Regions from separate parts of the Homo sapiens genome. Here region 1 is linked to region 2. The links are chromatin loops, found by intact Hi-C in ENCODE. Cell type or tissue: heart right ventricle. All regions are shown on one strand. Links, peaks and the distances in the headings refer to the core of each region. The heading gives the core; the rest is flanking DNA.

Region 1 (9,748 bases), core at 1,749-9,748, 250 kb before region 2:
ATATTTTTCTTCTCTATAAGGAAATCTTATATAAACCTTGTATTAAATAAAACCATAGCTCTGGAACTGAAAAAAAATTCTATAGCACAATTTCTGAAATTTAAAATATCTGCTTAGGTATAGAGAAAAACAAAGCAATCAGAACAAAGTCAATACATTTACTGAGGATTTGTATTTTGGCACAAATAGACTCAGTATTCAGATGTATTACGCTCATTAATGAGCATTCAAATGCAATTTCACCAATAATGAAACTATAGATAATTATAATAATCATTGATTTAAAAAAATTAAGCAACAGTACAATTTGAAGAAAAAATAGGAGTTACCAATTTCTTCACCTAAGAGTTGATTTCTTTCTCATTTCCTCCCTTACCCACTTCCTGTTCTCCAGTCTTCCAAAGCTTGTATTAACTTGGCTCCTACTCAATTCCTGCAAGAGCTGCATTTCTTACTCTGGATAAAGCCACAACATAAATATATGTCGTACAATCTTGAGCTAATATTTATATAGGAAAACTCATGGAAACATTGGAATATATTTATATAATAATACCAAATCAATGGGCAGAACTATAGACTGCCCTTTTGAGAAAAGTTTTCCCTTTTAAACTCCCCTCTGTACTCATTTTAATTTTCTTTATTTGGGTATGGAGGGAGGGTGGAACATACAATAATTTTGCCCTGGGCAGAACACTGCAGTAGGCAAATATCTCAAAGGAAAGCACAACAAGATATTAGTTATATGTATTTTTAAAACCTGACCAAAAATAGTCAATCTATGGATATTTATACATATTATCACCAGTGCTATCCCCCTGCCCTCCCAAGGACATGAAAGACTATATACAAACTACTTAACAGTAATTTTCTGGTGAAGTCTGAGTTGTCTATATCTATTTTTTTGGTCAGATATTTCTTTGGTAATAAGCATGCGTTGCTATTATAATATGGAAAAAATTCATAGGGAGATCTTATTACAAATAAATAAATAGGTTCAATTCTTCCTTATTCGGAAGCAACAAACAGCTGAATAAGTAATAACAGTATAATTCCTTACTACCAAATTTCTACTCCAAATAACAAAGTTATATCTGAAGATGCTGGGAAGGATAGAATTCAGTGAAAGAGCACTTCAAGTAAAAATAGTATAGTATAGGCATACAGATGATCTTTCACTTACAGATGGTTTGATTTATGATTTCTCAACTTTACAGTGGTGGGAAAGCAGTAAACAATCAGTAGAAACCATACTTCATTCCTTTTTATCACTTTCAGAACAGTGTTCAATAAATCACATGAGATATTCAATCCTTTATTATAAAGTAGACTTTGTATTGGATGATTTGGCCAACTGTAGGCTAATGTAAGTGTTCTGAGCATATTTAAGATAGTTTAGGCTAAGCTATGATGTTCAGTAGGTTAAATGTATTAAATGCATTTTCAACTTACAATATTTCTAACTTATGATCTTTTTTCTTTTCTTTCTTTCATTTTTTTAAAACAGGGTCTCTGGCCAGGCGTGCTGGCTCACGCCTGTAATCCCAGCACTTGGGGAGGCTGAGGCGGGTGGATCACGAGGTCAGGAGATCGAGACCATCCTGGCCAACACAGTGAAACCCTGTCTCTACTAAAAATACAAAAAATCAGCTCGGCGTGGTGGCGGGTGCCTGTAGTCCCAGCTACTCTGGAGGCTGAGGCAGGAGAATGGCATGAAGCCGGGAGGCAGAGCTTGCAGTGAGCCGAGATCACGCCATTGTACTACAGCCTGGGCGACAGAGCGAGACTCCATCTCAAAAGTAAATAAATAAATAAAAACAGGGTCTCGTTCTGTTGCTCAGGCTGGAGTGCAGTGGCATGATCTTGGCTCACTGCAGTCTTGACCTCCTGGGCTCAGGCAATCCTCCCACCTCAGCCTCCTAAATAGCTGGGACTACAGGTGCATGCCACCACAGCCAGCTAATTTTTTTATTTTTGTAGAGACGGGGTCTCACTATGTTGCCGAGGCTAGTCTCAAACTTCTGAGCTCAGGAGTTTGATTCTCCTGCCTCAGCCTCCTAAAGTGCTGGGATTACAGGGATGAACTACCATGCCCAGCCAATTTATAATCAGTTCATTGGGATGTAATCCCATTGTAAGTCAAGAAACATCTGTACTTGGGAATATTTTTTATTTATTTATTTATTTTTTTATTATTATTTTTTTTTGAGATGGAGTCTCGCTCTGTCGCCCAGGCCGGACTGCCGACTGCAGTGGCGCAATGTCGGCTCACTGCAAGCTCCGCTTCCCGGGTTCACGCCATTCTCCTGCCTCAGCCTCCCGAGTAGCTGGGACTACAGGCGCCCGCCACCGCGCCCGGCTAATTTTTTTTGTATTTTTAGTAGAGACGGGGTTTCACCTTGTTAGCCAGGATGGTCTCGATCTCCTGACCTCATGATCCACCCGCCTCGGCCTCCCAAAGTGCTGGGATTACAGGCGTGAGCCACCGCGCCCGGCCTATTTATTTATTTTTGAGATGGAGTCTTGCTCCGTCGCCCAGGCTGGAGTGCAGTGGCGGCAATCTCAGCTCACTGCAACCTCTGCCTCCCAGGTTCAAGCGATTCTTCTGCCTCAGCCTACCGAGTAGCTGGGACTACAGGCGCACGCCACCACGCCCAGCTAATTTTTTTTGTATTTTTAGTAGAGACAGGGTTTCACATGTTGGCCAGAATGGTTTCGATTTCTTGACCTCACGATCCACCCACCTCGGCCTCCCAAAGTGCTGGGATTACAGCCTTGAGCCACTGCATTTGGCCAGGGAATATTTTTTAAATAATCAGGTAAAAAACATAAATTCTGGGCAGGCACAGTGGCTCATGCCTGTAATCCCAGCTCTTTTGGAGGTCGAGGCAGGTGGATCACCTGAGGTCAGGAGTTTGAGACCACCCTGGCCAATATGGTGAAACCTTGTCTCTACTAAAATACAAAAAATTAGCCCAGCATGGTGGTGGACGTCTGTAATCCCAGCTACTTGGGAGGCTGAGGCAGGAGAATCGCTTGAATCCAGGAGGCGGAGGTTGCAGTGAGCCAACATTATGCCATTGCCCTCCACCCTGGGCAACAGAGTGAGACTCCAAAAAAAAGAAAAATCCCATAAATTCAAATAGCTACTATATTTATATGCAATAGCAGCATCTATGTACTTAGTTTTTAAAAAGGTATTACCCTTATTTAGTGGTAACATTAGCTAATGTTTCAGAGTAACAGCTCTGTTTAAATAAAACTTATATCTGATGGCAATCATTCTTTTCAGCCTACATTTGACTTGAAACCTTGCTAAATTATGCAAGTCTTGAAAAGGGAGATTAGGATGGTATTTTAAGTTCTGTGCTAAGCCAACTTTTTAAAGGCAGTATAATATTGAAGAGCTAAGTGGACACAGTCCAATGGTTAATGTGCTAAAGCACTACAGCAAGTGCATCAAGTTGCTGACACAGGCAATACTTTGGACAATTCTGTATTTAGGAGAAGCAAGATGTCAAGATAAATGAACGGATAAATTATTCAGGAGAAATTATTTATACATGAAGCATCAGCTAGAAAAGATGATCCATGCTAATATACAATGAAACAAAGATCTAAGAAAACTGATATATTAAAGTTCTCTTCACTAAAGATGTCAGAGAGACTGAAAAAATAATGTCAGGGCTATAATATGACAAGGAAATGTAGCAAGGGATGAGGGTAGAAGAAAGCACAAAGACACAATTATAGCAAAGGTAACTTTGGGGTATCTATGAGGTGAGGTGTATATTGAAACAAAGTGAGAAAGCAAACGTATTAAAGAGATGCTCCAGGCTGGGTGCTGTGGCTCACACCTGTAATCCTAGCACTTTGGGAGGCTGAGGTGGGCAGATCACCTGAGGTCAGGAGTTCAAGACCAGCCTGAGTCAACATGGAGAAACCCCATCTCTACTAAAAATACAAAATTAGCTGGGCGTGGTGGTGCATGCCTGTAATCCCAGCTACTCGGGAGGCTGAGGCAGGAGAATTGCTTGAACCCGGGAGGCGGAGGTTGCAGTGAGCTGAGATCGCACCATTGCACTCCAGCCTGAGCAGCAAGAGCTAAACTCCGTCTCAAAAAAAAAAAAAAAAAAAAAAAAAGATGCTCTGAACAACTAGCAAAAATATGCATGAAAGGTGAGGAAGACCACAGTTACAACAGGGAATATAACTACATAGCTCTGAAACACGAGCAAAGGCTGATCCCCACAATGTATTCTTCTCTTCCTACCTAGTAACAGAACCCAATATTATTTGAGGCAGCAATACAAGCAGGAAACAACAACATCAACAACAACTATATTACCAGCCTCTTTTGGAGCTAAGTGTGCACTAGGTTCTGGGAAACAAACAAGCATAGGAGTGGGACTTATGGAGACAGAAAGGGACAATTCCTTTTACCTTCCCTTACTTTTCCCTGACTGGCATGATGGACAATGAGGTGACTTTGAAAATGAAAGCCAGCCAGGTGCGCTGGCTCATGCCTGTAATCCCAGCACTTTGGGAGGCAGAGGTGGGCGGCTCACCTGAGGTCAGGAGATCGAGACCATCTTGGCCAACATGGTGAAACCCCACCTCTACTAAAAATACAAAAATTAGCTGGGTGCATGCCTGTAATGCTTGGGAGACTGAGGCAGGAGAATTGCTTGAACCAGGGAGGCAGAGGTTGCAGTGAACTGAGATTGCGCCATTGCACTCCAGCCTGGGGAACAGAGCGAGACTCATCTCAAAAAAAACAAAAAACAACAACAACAAAACTCACGTACCTCATAAATATATACACTACTATGTACCCACAAAAATTAAAAATTAAAAAAATTAATGATGCATTGTAGTTCACTTAAACAAAATTAATACAAGGAAAATATAATATAGCCTAGCTAAGAGGTTCTTAACCTAAGATCCAAAAATGGGCTTTAAAAAGTCTGAAAATGCCCTAGAATCAAAAGAACATTTTTTTCTTTTATTTATTTACTTTTCTGAGATGGAGTTTCGCTCTTGTTGATTCTCCTGCCTCAGCCTCCCAAGCACCTGGGATTACAGGCACCTGCCACCATGCCTGGCTAATTTTTTTTTTTTGATATTTTTAGTAGAGATGGGGTTTCACCATGTTGGCCAGGCTGGTCTCGTACTCCTGACCTCAGGTGATCCACCTGCCTTGGCCTCCCAAAGTGTTGCGATTACAGGCGTGAGCCACCGCACCTAGCCTTATTTTTCAGACACAGTCTTGGTCTGCTGCCCAGGCTGGAGTGCAGTGGCGAGATCTTGGCTCACTGTAACCTCCGCCTCCCGGGCTCAAACAATCTTCTCACCTTACCCTCCTGAGATGCATGCTACTATGCCTGGCTATTGCAGAGACAGGGTTTCACCATGTTGGTCTTGAACTCTTGGGCTCTCTGCCCGTCTCAGCCTCCCAAAGTGTTGGGATTTCAGGTGTGAGCCATGGTACCTGGCCTCTTTTATTTTAAACTCAGGGGTACATGTGCAAGTTTGTTATCTGGGTTTATAGTATGATGCTGAGGTTTGAGGTACAAATGATCCTGTTATTCGTGTAATGAGCATAGTACCCAACAGGTAGTTGTTTTTTTTTTTTTTTTGAGACAGACTCTCGATCTGTCGCCCAGGCTGGAGTGCAGTGGCGCGATCTCGGCTCACTGCAAGCCCCGCGTACCGGGTTCATGGCATTCTCCTGCCTCAGCCTCGCGAGTAGCTGGGACTACAGGCGCCCACCACCACACCCGACTAATTTTTTGCATTTTTAGTAGAGACAGGGTTTCACTGTGTTAGCCAGGATGGTCTTGATCTCCTGACCTCGTGATCCGCCTGCCTCAGCCCCCCAAAGTGCTGGGATTACAGGCGTGAGCCACCGCGTCCGGCCCCAACAGTTAGTTTTTAGCCCTTGCCCCTCTCCCTCTCTCCCCACTCTAGTAGTCCCTAGTTTCTACTGCTGTCATCTTCATGTCCATGAGTACCCGATGTTTACGTCCCACTTATAAAGTGAGAAAATGTGGTATTTGGTTTTCTATTCCTACTTAGCATAACCTACTCCAGCTCCATCCATGTTGCTGCAAAGGATATGATTTCATTCATTTTTATGGCTGTGTAGTACTCGATGGTGTATGTGTAACACATTTTCTTTTTCTTTTTTCTTTTTGAGATGGAGTTTCACTCTTGCTGCCCAGGCTGGAGTGCAATGGCACGATCTTGGCTCACCGCAACTTCTGCCTCCCACGTTCAAGAGATTCTCCTGCCTCAGCCTCCCGAGTAGCTGGGATTACAGGCATGCACCACCACCCCCGGCTAATTTTGTATTTTTAGTAGAGATGGGGTTTCTCCATGTTGACTCAGGCTGGTCTTGAACTCCCGACCTCAGGTGATCCGCCCACCTCAGCCTCCCAAAGTGCTGGGATTACAGGCGTAATCCACCACGTCCGGCCATTTAACACATTTTTTATATCCAGTCCACCACTGACAGACAAGTAGGTTGATTCCGTATCTTTGCTATTGTGGATAGTGCTGTGAAAAACAGAAGACCTGTGTCTCTCTGGTAGAATTATTTGCTTTCTTTTGGATATATACCCAGTAATAGGATTGCTGGGTCAAATGGTATTTCTGTTTAAAGTTCTTTGAGGAATCTCCAAACTACTTTCCACAGTGGCTGAACTAATTTATACTCCCACCAATAATGTATAAGTGTTCCGCTTTCTCCAGTCTCAACAGCATCCGTTGTTTTTTGACTTTTCATTAACAGCCATTCTGACTGTTGTAAGATAGTATATCATTGTGGTTTTGATTTGCATTTCTCTGATGATTAGTGATATGGAGCATTTTTTCATATATTTGTTGGCTGCTTGTATGTCATCTTTTGGGAAGTGTCTATTCATGTCATTTGTCCACTTTTCAATGTGGCTATTTGTTTTTTGCTTGTTCAATTGTTTAAGTTCCTTATACATTCTGGATATTAGACCTTTGTTGGACGTGAAGTTTGCAAATATTTTCTCTCATTTGTAGGTTGTTTACTCCGTGGATAGTTTCTTTTGAAAAGAACATTTTCTAAGTATGCTCGCATGTATATCTTAGAGGAAGAATGTTCAGAGTATGAAAAGGAATTCATTTTTCTTTTTTTTTTTAGACGATGTCTCACTCTGTCACCCAGGCTGAAGTGCAGTGGCATGATCATAGCTCATTGCAATTAGAATTCCTAGGCTCAAGCTATCCTCCCACCTCAGCCTCCTGAGTAGGTGGGACCACAGGTGTGTGCCACCACCTCCAGCTGATTAAAACTTTTTTTGTAGAGATGGGGGTCTGACTATGTTGTCTAGGCTGGTTTTGAACCCTTGGGCTCAAGCAGTCCACCTGCCTCGGCCTCCCAAATTGTTCGGATTATAGATGTGAGTCACTGCACCCAACTCAGAAATTATTAATGGACAAGAATTTCTTTTTTTTTTTTTTGAGAGGGAGTCTCGCTCTGTCACCCAGGCTGGAGTGCAGTGGCGTGATCTCGGCTCATTGCAACCTCTGCCTCCCAGGTTCAAACGATTCTCCTGCCTCAGCCTCCTCAGTAGCTGGGAATACAGAAGCGTGCCACCATGCCTGGCTAATTTTTTGTATTTTTAGTAGAGACGGGGTTTCACCATGTTGGTCAGGCTGGTCTCAAACTCCTGACCTTGTGATCCGCCCACCTCGGCCTCCCAAAGTGCTGGGATTATAGGCGTGAGCCACCGTGCCCGGCCAAGAATTAAATTCTTAATGGTCCCTGTAAGTCTTGAAGTTCTTTTTCTTTCGTTTTTTTGTTTTTTTGAGACAGGGTCTCACTCTGTCACTCAGGCTGGAGTGCAGTGGGGTGAACACAGCTCACTACAGCCTAGACCTCCTGGACTCAAGCAATCCTCCCACCTCAGCCATCCAAGTAGCTCAGATTATGTGCGCGTGTCACCACATCTGGCTAACTTTTTTATATTTTGTAGAGAAAGGGTCCCACTTTGTTGCCCATGCTGGTCTCAAACTCCTGTGCTCAAGTGATCCTTGAGATCCACTTGGCCTTTCAAAGTGTTGGGATTACAGCCATGAGTCACCATGCCAGCCAAAGTTCTTTCTCTTATTCTTCCTGTTATATTTTTTTCTTTAAAATTAATTTATTTGTTTCTCATCACAAAGTACAGGGAAGAGAATGCAATGGCTGTAATCCCTTGGTTGCATATCTTCCTAGCCTACACATCCATAAATACCCTGTACAACACCAGGCTCATACTGTCCCCACAGGCATTTTCTCACATCCTAACAGCTGCAGAGTACAGTATATGACAAGGTAGGAAATACAAACAGATTCCCCATTCACAAGGTAGGGAAACTCTTCAATTAGTGTTCCAGTTCACATTTGCTTTTTTTTTTTTTCTGAGACAGTCTAGCTGTCAGCCAGGCTGGAATACAGTGGTGTGATTTCAGCTAACTAGAACCTTCACCTCCCAGGCTCAAACAATCCTCCCAGCTCAGCCTCCCAAGTAGCTGCGACTACAGGTGCATGCCACCACGTCCAGCTAATGTTTATATTTTTTGTAGAGACAGGGTTTCACCATGTTACCCAGGCTGGTCTCAAACTCCCGAGCTCAAGCAATCCACCTGCCTTGGTCTCCCAAAGTGTCAGAGTTACAGGCATGAGCCATCAATCACGCCCGGGCTGCCAATATTCCAACTGAAGTAGCAGGTTGTTTTTACTAATGATTTTATGAAACTCTCTTGCAAACAAGTACATCATAGACAAATTATGTCTGCACAACTTTTAGAGTTGTTTAAAGTAACCTAATAGAAAGACAGTGACTAAGATTCATTCCTTATCTCCAGCTTTGTAAGTCCCAGGCTGCCTAGAGCACCTGGACTGCTGCCCCTGGGTCCCCTACATCCCCATGGCAACAATGGAGGAAGAGCAGGCCAGGACAAGCATGAGGAATAAACAGTCTTTATTGGACTCAGACTAGGAGTCTGTGGGCCTTGAGGACCTTCGTGTATTTGTCAATGTTCTTCTCTATGTTCTTTTCAGCCTTTTCCTATAGCCTCATGAGCTGTTTTTCTTCTGGTAACAGATCTTCTGATAATAGACCTTCCTCTTCTCCCCCATGGTGGCTGTCATTGCCTGGTATTTCCAGTCAACCTTCTGAGCCCAGTGCCCCAGGTAGGCAAACTTTCTTCAAGGCTTCGGACGTACAACCTCGAGGGTGGCAGAAACCGCCATCTGCTTTTTCTTGTCATATGGCAGGGGGATTCTATCAAACACCTTGAGGTGATCTAGGGCAGCCTAGCCTTGCTTGGTCTTGTGGGGCAGCCTACCGCAGGTGGTCTGCCAAAAGATGTGGCTGGGGACCCATAAATGGTAGGGTCCTTGGGAAGGGTTGGTGCTTGTCCGCTTGCAGAGGAAGGCTAGATACTTTAACTTGTTTCTGTAGAAACTGCCAGAAATGTTGATGTCCTCACAGGACATGACCACTACTTTCTCTGCTGGGTCATGATAGCCTCCAGGTAGCCCAGGAGTTTTACTCAGCTATCAAGCACCAGGACTGCCCCTCTGCCATCTTGGCAGCTGCGTGGGAAAGCTCTTTCTGTTACATTTCAAATGCATTTCATGCTGAATCTTTCAAACAACTGACTAATAATAAATCTCCAATAATATAAATTATACTTTTACTTTGAAGATATAATTAAAATTTCCTGT
Region 2 (16,529 bases), core at 3,734-11,733:
TGGACTGCAGTGGAGCGATCTCCACTCACTGCAAGCTCTGCCTCCCGGGTTCACGCCATTCTCCTGCCTCAGCCTCCCAAGTAGCTGGGACTACAGGCGCCCGCCACTGTGCCCGGCTAATTTTTTGTATTTTTAGTAGAGACGAGGTTTCACCGTGGTCTCGATCTCCTGACCTTGTGATCTGCCTGCCTTGGCCTCCCAAAGTGTTGGGATTACAGGCGTGAGCCACCGTGCCCAGCCTGTAGTGTTTCTTTTAATATTAGCTTAAAATGTCTTTTGAACTGTGGTAATAATTTTATTAGGATTACTATTTGACAGTACTGATTACAAAGTTGCACAGGTTTTGAGCAACTACCTACCATTATTTTCTTCACAACCCTGTTAACTGTAGTGCAATTCCAAAGTATTAAGCTTTTCATGAACAGATGTATCACAACATAGCAATAATGCCTATTCTAAGGGACTTCTAATGAAATATGATAGGGTTAACATGCAATTAAAAATAGGGAGAAGACTGGGCATGGTGGCTCACCCCTGCAGTCGCGGCACTTTGGGAGGCTAAGGCAAGTGGATCACTTGAGCCTGGGAGTTCCAGCCTGGGCAGCATGGCAAAACCCCGTCTCTACAAAAAGTTAAAAAATCAGCCAGGGATGGTGGCGCACACTTGCAGTCCCAGCTACTTGGGAGGCTGAGGTGGCATTGTTTGAGTCCAGGATGTCCAGGTTGCAGTGAGCCAAGATCGCACCACTGCACCCCAGCCTGAGCAACAGAGTGAGACCCTGACTCAAAAAAAAAAAAAAAAAAAAAAAAATGCCGGGTGTGGTGGCTCATGCCTATAATCCCAGCACTTTGGAAGGCCAAGGCGGATGGATCATTTGAGGTCAGGAGTTCAAGATCAGCCAGGCCAACATGGTGAAAGCCCGTCTCTACTAAAAATACAAAAATTAGTTGGGCAGTAGTGGTGCACGCTTGTAATCCTAGCTACTCGGAGGCTGAGGCAAGAAAATCACTTGAGCCTGGGAGGCAGGGGCTGCAGTGAGCAGAGATCACGCCACTGCACTCCAGTCTGGGCGACAGAGTGAGAATCTGCCTCAAAAAAAACAAAACAAAAACAAAACAAACAAAAAAACACAGAGAGAGACATATTTCTTGCTATGTTGCTCAGGCTAGTCTCAAACTCCTGGTCTCCCAAAGAGTTGGGATTACAGGGGTGAGCCACTGCACCTAGTCCTCTTTGCCTTATTAAAAATCAGAGTAAAGCAATGAAAACACAAATACACACCTATCCCATAAGACCATAGCAGATGAGAGAATTTGGGGGAATACTAAGTAGATGGAGGAGTGGCATGACTTAGCAGAGATAAAGGAGGGAAAGCCCAAGAAACAGGGCATCCAAGATCAGAGTAGTAGAGAATTCCTTTGATGAGGTTTTAAGGTTTTAAGAATCCAGACAATAGAGCCAGACTGCCTGGGTTCAAATCCTGGCTTTACCACTTACCAGCTGTATTGACCTTGGGCTTCAGTTTCATCTGTAAATGAGGATATTACTATCATCTTCTTCATAAGGTTCTGATGTGGTTCAAATGAGCATTTGTAACATTCTTAGAACAGATCTATGTTAAGCGCTTATCAAATAAAAGTAAGTTGACTTTATTTTCCAGTAATTCTCACCTGTGAGCCAATCCAAGACACATAGCTGCCATTTCACGTGGTTCTACCCCAGGGATTAATCCATCCATTTGTGAACGAATTCCTCTCATAAGTTCATTAACAACAGGACTATGGATACAACTGAGATTCAGCTTTTCCTACAAGAACATGAACATCTATATTAAATTAAAAAAAAAAAGACTTTCCTGAAGTTGTTATTATTATTTTTTGAGACACAGTATCACTCTGTCGCCCAGGCTGGAGTGCAGTGGCGCAATCTTGGCTCACTACAACCTCCGCCTCCTGGGTTCAAGAGATTCTCCTGTCTCGGCCTGGGATTATTGCAGGCATGAGCCACCATGCCCAGCTAATTTTGTATTTTTAGTAGAGACGGGGTTTCACCATGTTGTACAGGCTGGTCTCAAACTCCTGACCTCAAGTGATCCGCCCGCCTCATCTTCCCAAAGTGCTGGGATTACAGGCATGAGCCACCGCGCCCAGCCTGAAATTATTTCCTAAATATTAAAGTGGCACTAATTTAAATATACGCATTTCTCAGTTGGACAAGAAGCATAATTTCCAGTGTGTTTGTAGAATACTTGACTGTATCACTGGTGGAAGTAAAAACTGATACAAGCTTCCAGAAGACAGCTTGGCTATATAAATTAAAAGCTATAAAAAGATTAATATAATTTGACCAAGTAGTTGGTTTAAGGAGATCTTTTACTACCTGTTATTTAGCTTCTTTTTAAAATTACAGGTTATGCCAGGCGCGGTGGCTCACGCCTGTAATCCCAGCACTTTGGGAGGCCGAGGCGGGTGGATCACAAGGTCAATAGATCGAGACCATCTTGGCCAACATGATGAAACCCCGTCTCTACTAAAAATACAAAAATTAGCCGGGTGTGGTGGCAGGTGCCTATAGTCCCAGCTACTCGGGAGGCTGAGGCAGGAGAATCACTTCAACCCAGGAGGCGGAGGTTGCAGTGAGCCAAGACTGAGCCAATGCACTTCAGCCTAGCGACAGAGTGAGACTCCGTCTTAAAAAAAAAAAAAAATTACAGGTTGGGCGTGGTGGCACATGCCTGTAATCCTAGCACTTTGGGAGGCCAGGGCGTGTTGGCGGGCGTCTGTAATCCCAGCTACTTGGAAGGCTAAGGCAGGGGAATCCCTTGAACCCGGGAGGCAGAGGTTGCAGTGAGCCGAGATCATGCCACTGCACTCTAGCCAGGGCAACAGAGTGAGACTCTGTCTCAAATAAATGAAATAAAATAAAATAAAATAATTAGCCAGCATGGTGGCATGTGCCTGTAGTCCCAGCTACTGAAGAGGGAGGATTGCTTGAGAACAGGAGGTCAAGTCTGCAGTGAGCTGTGAGACTGCGCCACTGCACTCCCAATTAGCTGGGACTACAGGCGCCTGCCACCACACCCGGTTAATTTTCTGTATTTTCAGTAGAGACAGGGTTTCACTGTGTTAGCCAGGATGGTCTCGATCTGCTGACCTCGTGATACTCCTACCTTGGCCTCCCAAAATGCTGGGATTATTATAGGTGTGAGCCACCGCGCCCCGCCCGAATTGTTCTGCTTTCTGTATTTGGGAGGCTATTTTCCTAGTCTTTCTTTCCACTCTCACATTTTATTTCATCTCCAGCAATACACCCCTACTAAAAGTTTTCTAATAAATATATTTCTAAAAAATATAAGGACCCCATTTTCGTTGGAAAAAAATGTGGCTAGACAAAAATATGGCATGATATACATAGAACATTAACATTATATATGGGTAGCAGATTTGTTAAAGTCAATTTTTATCATTTTTTGTTCTTCTATATCTTCTAGAACAAATAGGTATTACTTATTTGCTCAGTTCAGCTGATGTTAGGGGAAATCCATTATCATGTAGCTTAGAGAAAAGAAAAAAATGTATTGAGAATTTATGATAAGCAACTTATTGCAAAGGCTAGGCTTTGTAGTTGGTATGCTGTGAGATCTGACTAGCAGGCATGACCAAAAATATCGTGACTTTACCTTTATGACCCCTCCTAGTTTAGCATCAGCTACTGCCAGCGGTTCATGGGCTTCTTTTACTATTTTCTTCAGAACTTTTTTCAGCTGCTTATTGATTTTGCCCTCCATCAGAGCTGTGAATGCTTTTCAAGAAAAAGAAAAACAAAAGCATTAACTCTCAAATTTTTAACTTTGAGACCTTGCCCTAGTTGACACTTAAAAAAATAAAATAGGCCTTTCAAAGGGCTTGAATTTAATGTTACTTCTGAAATGAAATGATATATGTTTTATAAGTTACATGTTTCACAATTTCATTTGATCTTCCCACCCTCATTTTTGCTACAGAGCCAGGGGTAAAATCAGGTCCAGGGTTTCTTTCCTTCTCACAAGAATCTTCTCATGAACTCAAGGGAGAATCATGAAATCTTAGAAACAATCTTTTTGGGAAGACAAAACAGACTCACTTTCCTTTGTCATTTCAAATAGACTGTCCTGAAATATCCTAAAATCACATCAAAACTAGTAAAAATGAGTGTAATCATTTTCAAAGTTCTGCCATAATATAAACATGTTTGAGTGAAGGCCTTAGCTTTGCTTGTATCTCCACTTGTACACCTCCAGCAATGTAAAACTTAGTAGCAAAGGCTGCCTATTCTATTTTGAGACCGCTGGTATTTCTGGCAAGTTCTAAATCAGCTGCTTTATATTTCTCACCCTTCCTTAGACCTATATTCCCTTTTTCTGGACCCACACGAACTAATACCTCTTCTGAAATTTATCTGACATTTGACTGAGGTAAAAGTATGCTTGGGTTACCCAGGCATGGTGGTGTGTACCACCAGCCTGGCCAACACGGCGAAACCCTGTCTCTACTAAAAATACAAAAATTAGCTGGGTGTGGTGGCATGTGCCTGTAGTCCAGCTACTGGGGAGGCTGAGCTGGGACAATCACCTGAGCCCAGGGAGTTCAAGGCTGCAGTGAGTCATGATCATGCCGCTGTACTCCAGCAGCCTGGTGACAGACCCTGTCTCAACAAAACAAAAACAAAAAACATAAAAAGTATGCTTGGGCTGCGCGTGGTGGCTCAAGTCTGTAATCCCAGCACTTTGGGAGGCTGAGGCTGGCAGATCACCTAAGGTCAGGAGTTCGAGAGACCAGCCTGGCTAACATGACGAAACACTCTACTAAAAATACAAAAATTAGCTGGCCCTGGTGGCTCACGCCTGTAATCCTAGCTACTCGGGAGGCTGAGGTAGGAGAATCGCTTGAACCCAGAGGTGGAGGTTAAAGTGATACCGTGACATTGCACTCCAGCCTAAGTGACAAGAGCAAAACTCCATCTAAAAAAAAAAAAAGAAAAAGAAAAAGAAAAGAAAAATGCTTGGCAGGAATGAAGGTCTATCAACAATTTCCAAGGTCAGGCAGTTTGTGCTTAATAAGTCAGGTCTTGCTCTTCCCTCCTGATCGTATATCCATTCGAATTATGATCAAATGGATAATCCCAGCACTTCAGGAGGCTGAGGTGAGCGGGTCACGAGGTCAGGAGATGCGACCATCCTAGGCAACATGGTGAAACCCCATCTCTGCTAAAAATACAAAAATTAGGTGAGCGTGGTGGCATGAGCCTGTAATCCCAGCTACTCAGGAGGCAGAGACTACAGTGAGCTGGGATCGCGCCCCTGTACTCCAGCCGAAGATCAGTATCAAAAAAAAAAAAAAAAAGACTTGCAAGTTGAAAACACAATCAAGAATAAAAATAAACCACTTCATGCAAATAGCATATATGAATGTCTGAGACCAATACAAATTCAACATCACACCCCAACAGACCCTATTTCTTTATTTAAAAAAAAAAAATGATGGCCAGGCACGGTGGCTCATGCTTGTAATCCCAGCACTTTGGGAGGCCAAGGCGGGTGGATCACCTGAGGTCAGGAGTTCCAGAGCAGCCTGGCCAACAGGCAAAACCCCGTCTCTACTAAAAAATACAAAAATTAGCTGGACATGGTGGTATCACCTGTAATCTCAGCTACTTTGGAGGCTGAACCCAGCCTCCTGGGAGAATTACTTGAACTCAGGAGGTGGAGACTGCAGTGAGCCGAGATCATGCCACTGCACTCCAGCCTGGGTGACAAAATGAAACTCCATCTCCAAAAAAAAAAAAATCTTTTTTGAGAGGGGGTCTTGCTATATTGCCCAGGCTGATCTTAAATTCCTGCCCATCTTAGCCCCTCAAAGTGTTGGGATTACAGGTGTTAGTCACTGTGCCTGGTCTCATCAAACTCTAAGGCTATGAGGTTTAAAATGTACACTGTGACATTTACAGCCATTTAGTTGTGGTTCTGTCATGTCAAAACTGCCTTATAATAGGCAGTGAGAACTGAATTCCCAGGGGAAGGATTCTGCTTTCTTAATTAGCTGATGTTCATTTAACTTTCTGGTGAAAACAGATAGGAAAAGGCATTGTAAATGTTTCTATGACAGCATTCCTGATAAAATTCACTATTTTCATTCATTTTCCCCAAAATATTTATTATAAACCTTCTATAGCTGTATACTTTGCTAGCGTCTAGGAATTTGACAGTACAGAACAGTCTCTGCCCTCATGGAGCTTAGACTGGGGGGAATTGACTTTAAATTCTCAACTACTATGGCATTTTGTCCATTTACTGTACACTACTTAATTTTATGTTATTTTCCAGAAGGAGTCTCGCTCTGTTGCCCAGGCTGGAGTGCAGTGGTGCAATCTTGGCTCAGTGCTATCTCTGCCTACCAGGTTCAAGTGTTTCTCCTGCCTCAGCCTCCCGAGTAGCTGGGACTAAGGTGTGTGCCACCACACCCGGCTAATTTTTGTAATTTCAGTAGAGACGAGGTTTCACCATGTTGGCCAGGCTGATCTTGAACTGACCTCAGGTGATCCGCCTGTCTTGGCCTCCCAAAGTGCTGGGATTCCTGGCATGAGCCACCGCACCCAGCCTTATTGTACATTATTTTAAATAATACAAAGAAGCTAGGTAAATGAATCTGGAAATACTGCTTAAATTTCAAGTTTTATCATCTGTAACATAGAGATGATGGTTATCTGCCTCACAGGATTCAAGAATTAAATAACAATTATGAAATCATAAGCATAAATCTGACAATCAGTATGTGCTCAATATATTAGGTATTAATAGTAAAAACCTGCTTGTTTGAGCAAAAGCTTGGCTTGTCCATTTAATACAGTTTAATAAGGACTGGCCAGATATATCCCAAGCAGATTAAAGATCGTATGCAAAAAGGAATTCAGAAGAGGCTACTTGAGATCAGGACTAGGAACTGTTCATATCCCAGTCTATGTCAACAACACCCCCTAGAGTTTGAATACAGCTAACACAATCTTGCTTGGAATCTTACCAAATGTTTACCCATACTTAAAAGCTGTGATGAACAGGCTATCTTTTTAAAAATTCTCCAAGTTAATATTACCACAGTTTTTTTTATGGCTGTATATAACTCTAATTACTGAAGAGTTGGTGAAGCAGCCCTAGAACTATGTTTATAAAACAAAGAAACTGGCCCTATGGGTCTTCCTTCAGCCTACCCCTCTGCCAAGGTTAGGGTGGTCTGTTATGTTCCAGCATGTTTAGTTGGATTCCAAATTTTCAGACAAAAACTGTACCTTTCTCCTGTGGTTATTTAACAAAATTTTTTGCATCTGTCATATTCTTGCCCAGCTTTAAGCCATATTCTTCCTCACGGTCCTTCATTTTCAAACTACACCGCCAAATAGTTGGCTGATTTGTGATAAAGAATTCAGGCAGTTGAAAATTTAATGATTTGGGCTTTATATCTGCTCTTCCTGTTTTCCCTAACACTTAAAAAAACAAAACTGTAAGACCTACTGCAGTCAATTACAGTAAATAAACCCGATCACTCTGTTGTCCCGTGATGAAATCTAGTTGAAGAGTATGAGTCATCCATTCTTCTGAATCTTTTAAAAATAACACCTCTGTCAGTTTCTGTATAACTCTGAATATTGATATGTTTTTTTGAACTAAAAATCTATACCCCCAGAAGAGCTTTTTAAATTATTTTTCAACTGTGAATCCTGGCTGTTCTCAGGATTACAACTCTACCCTTGGATTAAAATGAGGAGAGAGCTGTATACTTGACCACATTACCTTGGTCCCTTGTAGAACACCTTTTACTGAATTGTGCTTCAGCATTATGTTGCTGGTTTCCACAGGGAGATCAACTTAACCACTTCTCACCTCTCCTCACACATGGGGAAAACCAGCCCTATGGTGAAAAAAGCTAACTCAATGTTGTCTCAGTGGTAGTGACGAATGAGTCAGATCACTTAAATTCAGTTCCAATAAGAATGCATCATTGACAACATTGAATAAGGTTAACACAGGCAACTGAAGCAAACAACCTTTTAAACAAGAAAAACAAACGGCTAAGACTTAATTTTTTCAAAAAAGCAAGCTTCTAATTTTTTACTTTACCTGCTAATGCTTCTGCTGTATCCTGAAATTTCTCAAAATGTTTTAGCTTTACTCTAGAATTAAAAAAAAAAGAGATAAACATGTTATTGGGGGCAGTGCGTTGATTCAAAAGCCACATAACTTGGAAAGAAGTGCTTGACTGTTTCCAAAGCACACACCAATAAAACATGCCTACCATTGTGTATCAGGGTGTGAAGTTAGATATTCTTCATACAATTACTAGTTTTTCTAAATGTTAGGCTAGTAATGCTTGGATTATTAAAAGAAAGTTGTAGGCTTTGGAGGAAATTTTGGCCAAGAGTAAAGATGTTGAAGCTTTAATACAAACCCCTGTTGCATAAAGCTGTACAGAGATGACTTTATTATACAGCATAGAATTGACTCAAGAAAACGTACGTGAGTCCTTTTTAGGAATCTCATGATATTCATTTGTCTATCCTGTACAAATGCCATTAAAAAAAATAGCTTATTGTCAGGTCTCATTCTTGTTACATCCTAACCCTTTATGGTTTTTTGTTTTTTTTTTTGAGACAGAATCTCACTGTCACCCACGCTGGAGTGCAGTGGTGCGATCTCGGCTCACTGCAACCTCTGCCTCCCGGATTCAAGCAATTCTCCTGCCTCAGACTCCCAAGTAGCTGGGATTACAGGCATGTGCCTGTGCCACCATGCCTGGCTAGTTTTTGTTTTTTTTTTTTGAGACAGAGTCTCACTCTGTCGCCCAGGCTGGAGTGCAGTGGCGCAATCTCGGCTCACTGCAAACTCCACCTCCCAGGTTCATGCCATTCTCCTGCCTCATGCCATTCTCCTGCCTCAGCCTCCCAAGTAGCTGGGACTACAGGCACCCGCCACCACACCTGGCTAATTTTTTGTATTTTTCGTAGAGACGGGGTTTCACCGTGTTAGCCAGGATGGTCTCCATCTCCTGACCTCATCATCCGCCCGCCTTGGCCTCCCAAAGTGCTGGGATTACAGGCGTGAGCCACCGTGCCCAGCCCCCATGGCTGGCTAATTTTTTTGTATTTTTTAGTAGAGAAGAGGTTTCACCATATTGGCCAGGCTGGTCTCAAACTCCTGACCTTGTGATCCACCCACCTCGACCTCCCAAAGTGCTGGGATTACAAGCGTGAGCCACCGTGCCCGGCCCCCTTTATGTTTTTGAGACAGGGTCTCACTTCACTCTGTCACCCAGGCTGGAATGCAGTGGTGCAATCACAGCTCACTGCAGCCCTGACTTCCCGAGCTCAAAGGATCTTCCAGCCTCAGTCTCCCAAGCAGCTAGGACTATAGGTGTGCACCACCACACCCAGCTAATTTTTGTTTTTGGTAGAGATGGGGTTTTCCTATATTGCCCAGGCTGGTCTTGAACTCCTGGGCTCAACTGATCCGCCTGCCTTGGCCTCCCAAAATGCTGGGATTACAGGTGTGAGCCATCACGCCCAGCCTCAGGGTAGTATTTTATCCAGAAAGAAACATATAGTTGATTCATCGTTGTCTCAGTGGTAGTGACGAATATTGAGTCAGATCACTTAGATTCAGTTCCAAGAAGAATACATCATTGACAACAACGAATCAGATTAACCCAACAAAGCATATAACCCTTTAAGAAGGAAAACTAGTCTTCTAGTTGCCTAAAACAGTGTCATCTTTTTTTTTTTTTTTGGAGACAGGGTCTCACTCTGACACCCAGACTGGAGTGCAGTGGCGCAATCTCGGCTCACTGCAACTTCCGCCTCCCAGGCTCAAGGGATTTTCCTGCCTCAGCTTCCTCCCAGTAGCTGGGATTACAGGCATGTGCCACCACGCCCGGCTAATTTTGTGTTTTTAGGAGAGAGGGGGTTTCACCATGTTGGCCAGGCTGGTCTCGAGCTCCTGACCTCAAATGATCCACCCACCTTGGTATCCCAAAGTACTAGGATTACAGACATGAGCCACCACACCAGGCAACAGTGTCATCTTAAGCAAGGTTTTCTTATCTGGTAAGGGAACATACTAGTGTGGTCCCTTAAATATACATACAAATACGAAGATTTAGGCCAGGTGTGGTGGCTCACGCCTGTACTCCCAGCACTTTGTGAGGCCGAGGCAGGCGGATCGCCTGAGGTCAGGAGTTTGAGACCTGCCTGACCAACATGGCGAAACCCTGTCTCTACTAAAAATACAAAAATTAGCTGGGCATGGTGGTGGGCACCTGTAATCCCAACTACTTGGGGGACTGAGGCAGAAGAATAGCTTGAACCCAGGAGGCGGAGGTTGCAGTGAGCAGAGATTGCGCCATTGTACTCCAGCCTAGGTGACAGAACAAGACTCTGTCTCAAAAAACAAACAAAAAAACCAAAGATTTAACATCTACACTAAGAATGAATCTTCCATGAAATTGTGATGAAAGAAAAAGTAGTTCATGCTAGTTTTGATGTTGCAAAACTCAAAAAGCAGGTTACAACCCCTGTGTGCGGTAAGTGCTTAGTTAAGATAAAAAAGGTATTACATTTGTGTGTGGAAGACACGAAGACAAATGTGTTCCTACTGACAGCAATCACATTTGGTACTATCCGAGGTTTAAAGTATCCACAGGGTCTTCTGGAACATAATCCCTGTGGGTAAGGGGGAGACTACTGCCTTCAAATTAATTGAGATGGCCTATATTCCAAGTAAAACATTTGTAATAATTAGGTTCATACCAAAATTATTCCTGAAACAGATTTCAAAACAGAAAACTACGAATGTAACATTATATAAATCAGGGAAAAATGTAAAAAATAAAACAAGCCCTAAATGTTAACTGCTAAATTATTGATTTCAAGAGTACTTACATTTTGTTTGCTTTCTCTGGAGTTTCAAATTCTTTCCATAAACTATCAACCTCTTGAAGTTTCTTCTCATTTAGAACCTGTAATAAAATGTTTAAATAGTTTTATTTAAATGGTACAGGTGAGGCATATACAGCTGCATTCTTCAAATACAATTTTACATGTAAAATGAAGGTGTAGAAGCTATTTCTTTCACTAAGATAATGAACTAGTTTTCTTACCCTGCATGTAATTTTGGTCAAATTACTAGTTCGAATTGCCCATTTAACAGCTAAATGGAATTCAGATCTAGTCCAGTCAGCTGTAGTACAGTGGCTATTCAGTCTAGAATCTACCTGGCCTCAAGAGATATTCCTGCCCCAGCCTTGGGCCGTAGCTGGAGCTATGGGGTCCTAGGGGGTAGGGCAGGGAACCTTTCTTTTTATTTTTTTGAGATGGAGTCTCGCTCTGTAGCCCAGCCTGGAGTGCAGTGGAGCAATCCTGGCTCACTGCAACCTTCACCTCCTGGGTTTATGAGATTCTAGTGCCTCGGCCTCCTGAGTAGCTGGGATTACAGGTGTGCACCACTGCACCTGGCCGAGAACCTTTCTTTTAAAAGAGCCATTAATCCCTTTACAGTAAAGTATTGTAATCATTAAAAACTTTAATTTGCGCCAAGCATGGTGGCTCACATCTGTAATCCCAGCACTTTGGGAGGCTGAGGCAGGCGGATCACCTGAGGTCAGGAGTTCAAGACCAGCCTGATCAACATGGAGAAACCCCGTCTCTACAAAAAAAAAAAAAAAAAAAAAATACAAAATTAGCTGGGCGTGGTGGCACATGCCTGTAATCCCCGCCACTCGGGAGGCTGAGGCAGGAGAATTGCTTGAACCCGGAGGCAGAGGTTGCAGTGAGCCGAGATTGCGCGACTGCACTCCAACCTGGGCAACAAGAGCAAAAAACTCCATCTCAAAAAAATAAAACAAAAAACAAAAAAAACTTTTGTCTACTTTCAATAGATTATATTCGTTATTTACTGCTATGATCATCCTAACATGAAAGTATTATGGATTTCTCTAAAACTATCGTCAATTGTGAGACACATCTAGATGTGAGAAATTTTTTAAATGCAAAAGAAACATAGGGTACTTTAATCAACAATATACTTATCAACATTTAGGTATATATTCTCCAAGACTTTGAATGTCTGTGCAACACATGTTCATGCATACTTTTAGGAATCACAGTAAATGGCTTTTTTTTTTTTTTTCTGAGATGGAGTCTCACTCTGTCGCCAGGCTGGAGTGCAGTGGCGCAATCTCGGCACACTGCAGCCTCCGCCTCCCGGGTTCAAGCGATTCTCCTGCCTCAGTCTCCTGAATAGCTGGGATTACAGGCACGCACCACAACACCCAACTAGTTTTTGTATTTTTAGTAGAGACTGGGTTTCACCAAGTTGGCCAGGCTGGTCTTGAACTCCTGACATCAGGTGATCCACCTGCCTCGGCCTCCCAAAGCGTTGGGATTACAGGCGTGAGCCAACACACCCAGCCGCCTTGTATTGTTTTGAAGCAAGACCTAGACATTTAATTTTTACCTGTTAATATTTCAGTTTGTATCTATAAAATATAAAGACTTGTTTTAAAACTAGTACTGTTGTAACAACAATGCTAAAGATTGCAATGGTAATAGTTGTATACTATTTCTACTTAGAAATGGAAATTATCTTAAAATGATAAAACTTAAAATGGATTTCTGTATACAAATATTTATCATTACCCTGGCTGAAAAGAAATGATTAAAAATTTGAGACAAATAAAAACTTTGAGACAAATGTAATACAGAAAATGTAGCAATATCTCTAACTTTCTTATTTAGATGGTCTTTATTAGCAATGTTTTCTTCAAGATGTTGCAGTTGGGAACACAATGGTTTTATTTGTCATAGTAATGGTTTTGGCTGACATAACATAGTCTTTGAAGACCTTTGTGTGCTCATGAATTGCCCTGATTTTATCACATTTCCTTTGTTATTTTAACTTCAGTTTTAGAATGGTGATAGTATTTTTTAATTAATTTATTTATTTATTGAGACGGAGTCTCGCTCTGTCGCCCAGGCTGGAGTGCAATGGCAGGATCTCGGCTCACTGCAAGCTCCACCTCCTGGGTTCACGTCATTCTCCTGCCTCAGCCTCCAGGACTACAGGCGCCTGCCACCACACCTGGCTAATTTTTTGTATTTTTAGTAGAGATGGGGTTTCACCGTGTTAGCCAGGATAGTCTCGATCTCCTGACCTCATGATGCACCCACCTCGGCCTCCCAAAGTGTTGGGATTACAGGCGTGAGCCACCCCGCCAGGCCGAAAGTATCTTTTAAATATGGCAATTTTGTTACCCAAATGTTATCTTCAAATATACTTGCTTTTCAGCTAGAAAAAATGTGAATTTTACTCATGAGTCATATCCCCTATTTGATACATGTCCTCTTAAAAATAGTGAACTTCAGTTATGGTTAGCTGCATTCTCTGAACAATTTCAAAAAATTTTAATCAGTGTTTTCAGTATAGTCATGAGACTTGGTGAGGTGTCTCTGGATTCTAAAACTTCATGATATACAAAGTTAGAGCTATTAGTTTATAAATTGTTAATACCAACTCTAGGCTTTGTAGTTGTTTATTGCTTTGTGTGACTCTAAGTTTTTCTAGTTTGGGTTATTTTTACCAACATATCTAATTCAACCATGTGTGATTAAATTTATACAGGCTGGGCACGGTGGCTCATGCCTGTAATCCCAGCACTCTGGGAGGCTGAGGCGGGCGAATCACGAGGTCAGGAGATCGAGACCATCCTAGCTAACACGGTGAAACCCCGCCTCTAACTAAAAATACAAAAAAATTAGCTGGGCGAGGTGGAAGGCGCCTGTAGTTCCAGCTACTCGGGAGGCTGAGGCAACAGAATGGCGTGAACCCCAGGGGGCGGAGCCTGCAGTGAGCTGAGATCGCGCCACTGCACTCCAGCCTGGGCGACAGCAAGACTCCGTCTCAAAAAAAAAAAAAAAAAAAAAATTATACATCAGAACAAACCCCTAAAATCATCTTGTCACTCATCTAAGTTTTATACAACTTGCAACATTGTGTTTCTCTTACTGAAAATAATATATAACCAGACTAGAACTGCGTCTTAATGTGTAGATGTGCTATATTATGGACTTGATAAATAATGCTTATTAGCAAAGTATAGTTTTAAATTTACTAGCTGTGTTGTTTTTCCAGAGACAGGGTCTCGCTTTGTTGTCCAGGCTGGAGTGGAGTGGTGTGGTCCTATGTCACTACAGCTTCAAACTCCTGGCCTCAAGCGATTCTTCTGCCTCGGCCTCCCAAGTAGCTAGGACTATAGGTGCACACTGCGACATCTAGCTCTTTTAAAAATCTTTTTGTAGAGACAGGGGCTTGCTTTGTTGCCCAGGCTGATCTCTAACTTCTGGACTCAAGTGATCCTCTTGCCTTGGCCTCTCAAAGTGCTGGGAGTGCAGGAAGGAACCATGGCGCCTGATCCAGCTGGTTTTTTAAATAAAAATATATGCATAATATCTGTGCATACTCTATTTCACAAAATTTAACATGCTATTCTTTTTTTTTTTATTTTTGAGACGGAGTCTTGCGCTCTGTCGGCCAGGCTGGACCGCAGTGGCGTGATCTCAGCTCACTACAACCTCCACCTCCCTGGTTAAAGCAACTCTCCTGCCTCAGCCTCCCAAGTAGCTGGGATTACAGGCACATGCTGCCATGCCTGGCTAATTTTTTTTTTTTTTTTTGTATTTTAGTAAAGTCGGGGTTGCACCCTGTTGCCCAGGCTGGTCTCGAACTCCTGAGGTCTGGCAATCTACCTGCCTCAGCCTCCCAAAGTACTGGGATGACAGGCGTGAGCCACCACACCCAGCTTATGTTATTCTTTTACACTCCCAATTGACCTGTCATCAATTGTAAGACATCCCAATTTTAGGGATGTTAAATATGGGGGTTGTGCCTTTTAGGATTGAGCCCATCCTATCTAATACTTGGGCAGCTGATACAGAATATTGGTGAGGGTATATGGAATTAAGAATTTTAATCACTTTTTTTGTTTTTTTTTGAGACAGTGTCTCGCCCTGTCACGCAGGCTGGGGAGTGCAGAGGCGCGGTCTTCTCACTGCAACCTCCACCTCCCTGGTTCAAGCGATCCTCCTGCCTCAGCTGGGACTACAGATTTGGCGACACACACCACCATGCCCGGCTAATTTTTGTATTTTTAGTAGAGACGGGGTTTCACTATGTTGGCCAGGCTGGTTTCAAACTCCTGACCTCATGATCTGCCCACCCCAGCCTTCCAAAGTGCTGGGATTACAGGTGTGAGCCACCATGTCCAGCCTCCTCATTTTCATTTTTAATTGATTGCTTGAGACTTTGTGTGGTTTTTGTTTTGTTTTGAGATGAGGTCTCACTCTGTTGTCCAGGCTAAAGTGCAGAGGCTCAATCACAGCTCACTGCAGCCGTGACCTCCCTCCCACCTCAGCCTCCTGCAGCAGCTGGGACTACAGGCAAGCACCACTGTGCCCAGCTAATTTTTTTTCCGCCATGTTGCCCAGGCTGGTCTGCAACTCCTGGGCTCAAACAATCCTCCTGCTTCACCCTCCCAAAGTGTTAGGGTGACAGGCGTGAGCCACTGCACCCAACCTCTATGTTTTGTGTAAATTATTTGATGCTAACTTTTAAGTTTCACTTCCACAGACAATATGAGCAAGTTAATATTTTATGAAACTTGTTTAAATACAGGATAAAACTGATAATTAGTTTAAAATGTGCACTGCTCAAAAAGAAACAAATCCATACACGCAACAAATGTGAAAAAGCTCTTCGGTTAGCTTCAGAAGCATTACACTAAGTGAAAAAAGCCAAACACAAAAGACTAAAATACTACTCCACTTACATGAAACTTCTAGAAAAAATTATGCAAAAAGAAAGCTGAACAGTGGTTGTCTAGAGCAGGACTAACTTGAAAATGGGCATGAGAACTTTTTGCAACAAAGTGTACTATAAAACTGGATTGTAACTAAAACCTATAGGTGAGTTATACAGTATGTAAAGTACACCCAATAAAGTTAGAAAAAATATATTGCTCAGTACTTAGGTTTTATATAGACATTTGGTATGTACATCAAAAATCTTTCTCCAAACCTTGAGAAAATGAAGTGACACAAAATGCTATGCTACACAGCTACACTGTACAATATAACCATTAAAATTCAAGTAAGTTAAAATTCACTTCCTCAGTCCTATCAGTTACATCTCATGTGAAATGGTTATACGTACTAATGGCTACCACATGGAAGAGCAGCTGAAGGAAGTCTGGTATGAGCAAGACTAAAATCTTATGCTGTGTGCCACGTGACACAAGGACACAGGTGGAATTTCTTTTTTTCTTTTTTTCTTTTTTTTGAGACGGAGTCTTGCCCTGTCGCCCAGGCTGCACTGCAGTGGCGCGACCGCAGCTCATTGCAACCTCTGCTCCTAGGTTCAACTGATTGTCCTGCCTCAGCCTTCCAAGTAGCTGGG

The links. Hi-C counts contacts between places; a loop is a spot of excess contacts. Peaks named below come from ENCODE experiments on the same cell type or tissue, not always from the same donor. Only the 100,000 strongest peaks of a DNase experiment are listed, where the experiment ranks them.
Region 1: it touches region 2 in a loop (2.6-fold over the local background); 6 of 110 quality-filtered maps call a loop at or near these places.

Annotation. Positions count from the first base shown.
Region 1 is chr2:202,520,253-202,530,000 of GRCh38, reverse strand. All of the region lies in intron 7 of BMPR2 (bone morphogenetic protein receptor type 2), which reads right to left. It also overlaps the pseudogene RPL13AP12. Among named protein-coding and RNA genes, the nearest start is that of FAM117B, 110 kb to the left of the region's middle. In heart right ventricle, for the core only: no CTCF peak of the experiment used is centred there; no DNase peak of the experiment used is centred there.
Region 2 is chr2:202,269,624-202,286,152 of GRCh38, reverse strand. NOP58 (NOP58 ribonucleoprotein) reads right to left here. Exons shown (of 15, transcript NM_015934.5): 2 at 10,964-11,040; 3 at 8,151-8,203; 4 at 3,681-3,802; 5 at 1,672-1,808. SNORD70 (small nucleolar RNA, C/D box 70) reads right to left here and starts at 9,722; the gene lies at 9,635-9,722. It overlaps SNORD70B (small nucleolar RNA, C/D box 70B), which reads right to left and starts at 8,040; the gene lies at 7,966-8,040. In heart right ventricle, for the core only: a CTCF peak has its summit at 7,018; no DNase peak of the experiment used is centred there; H3K27ac peaks cover 2,599 bases.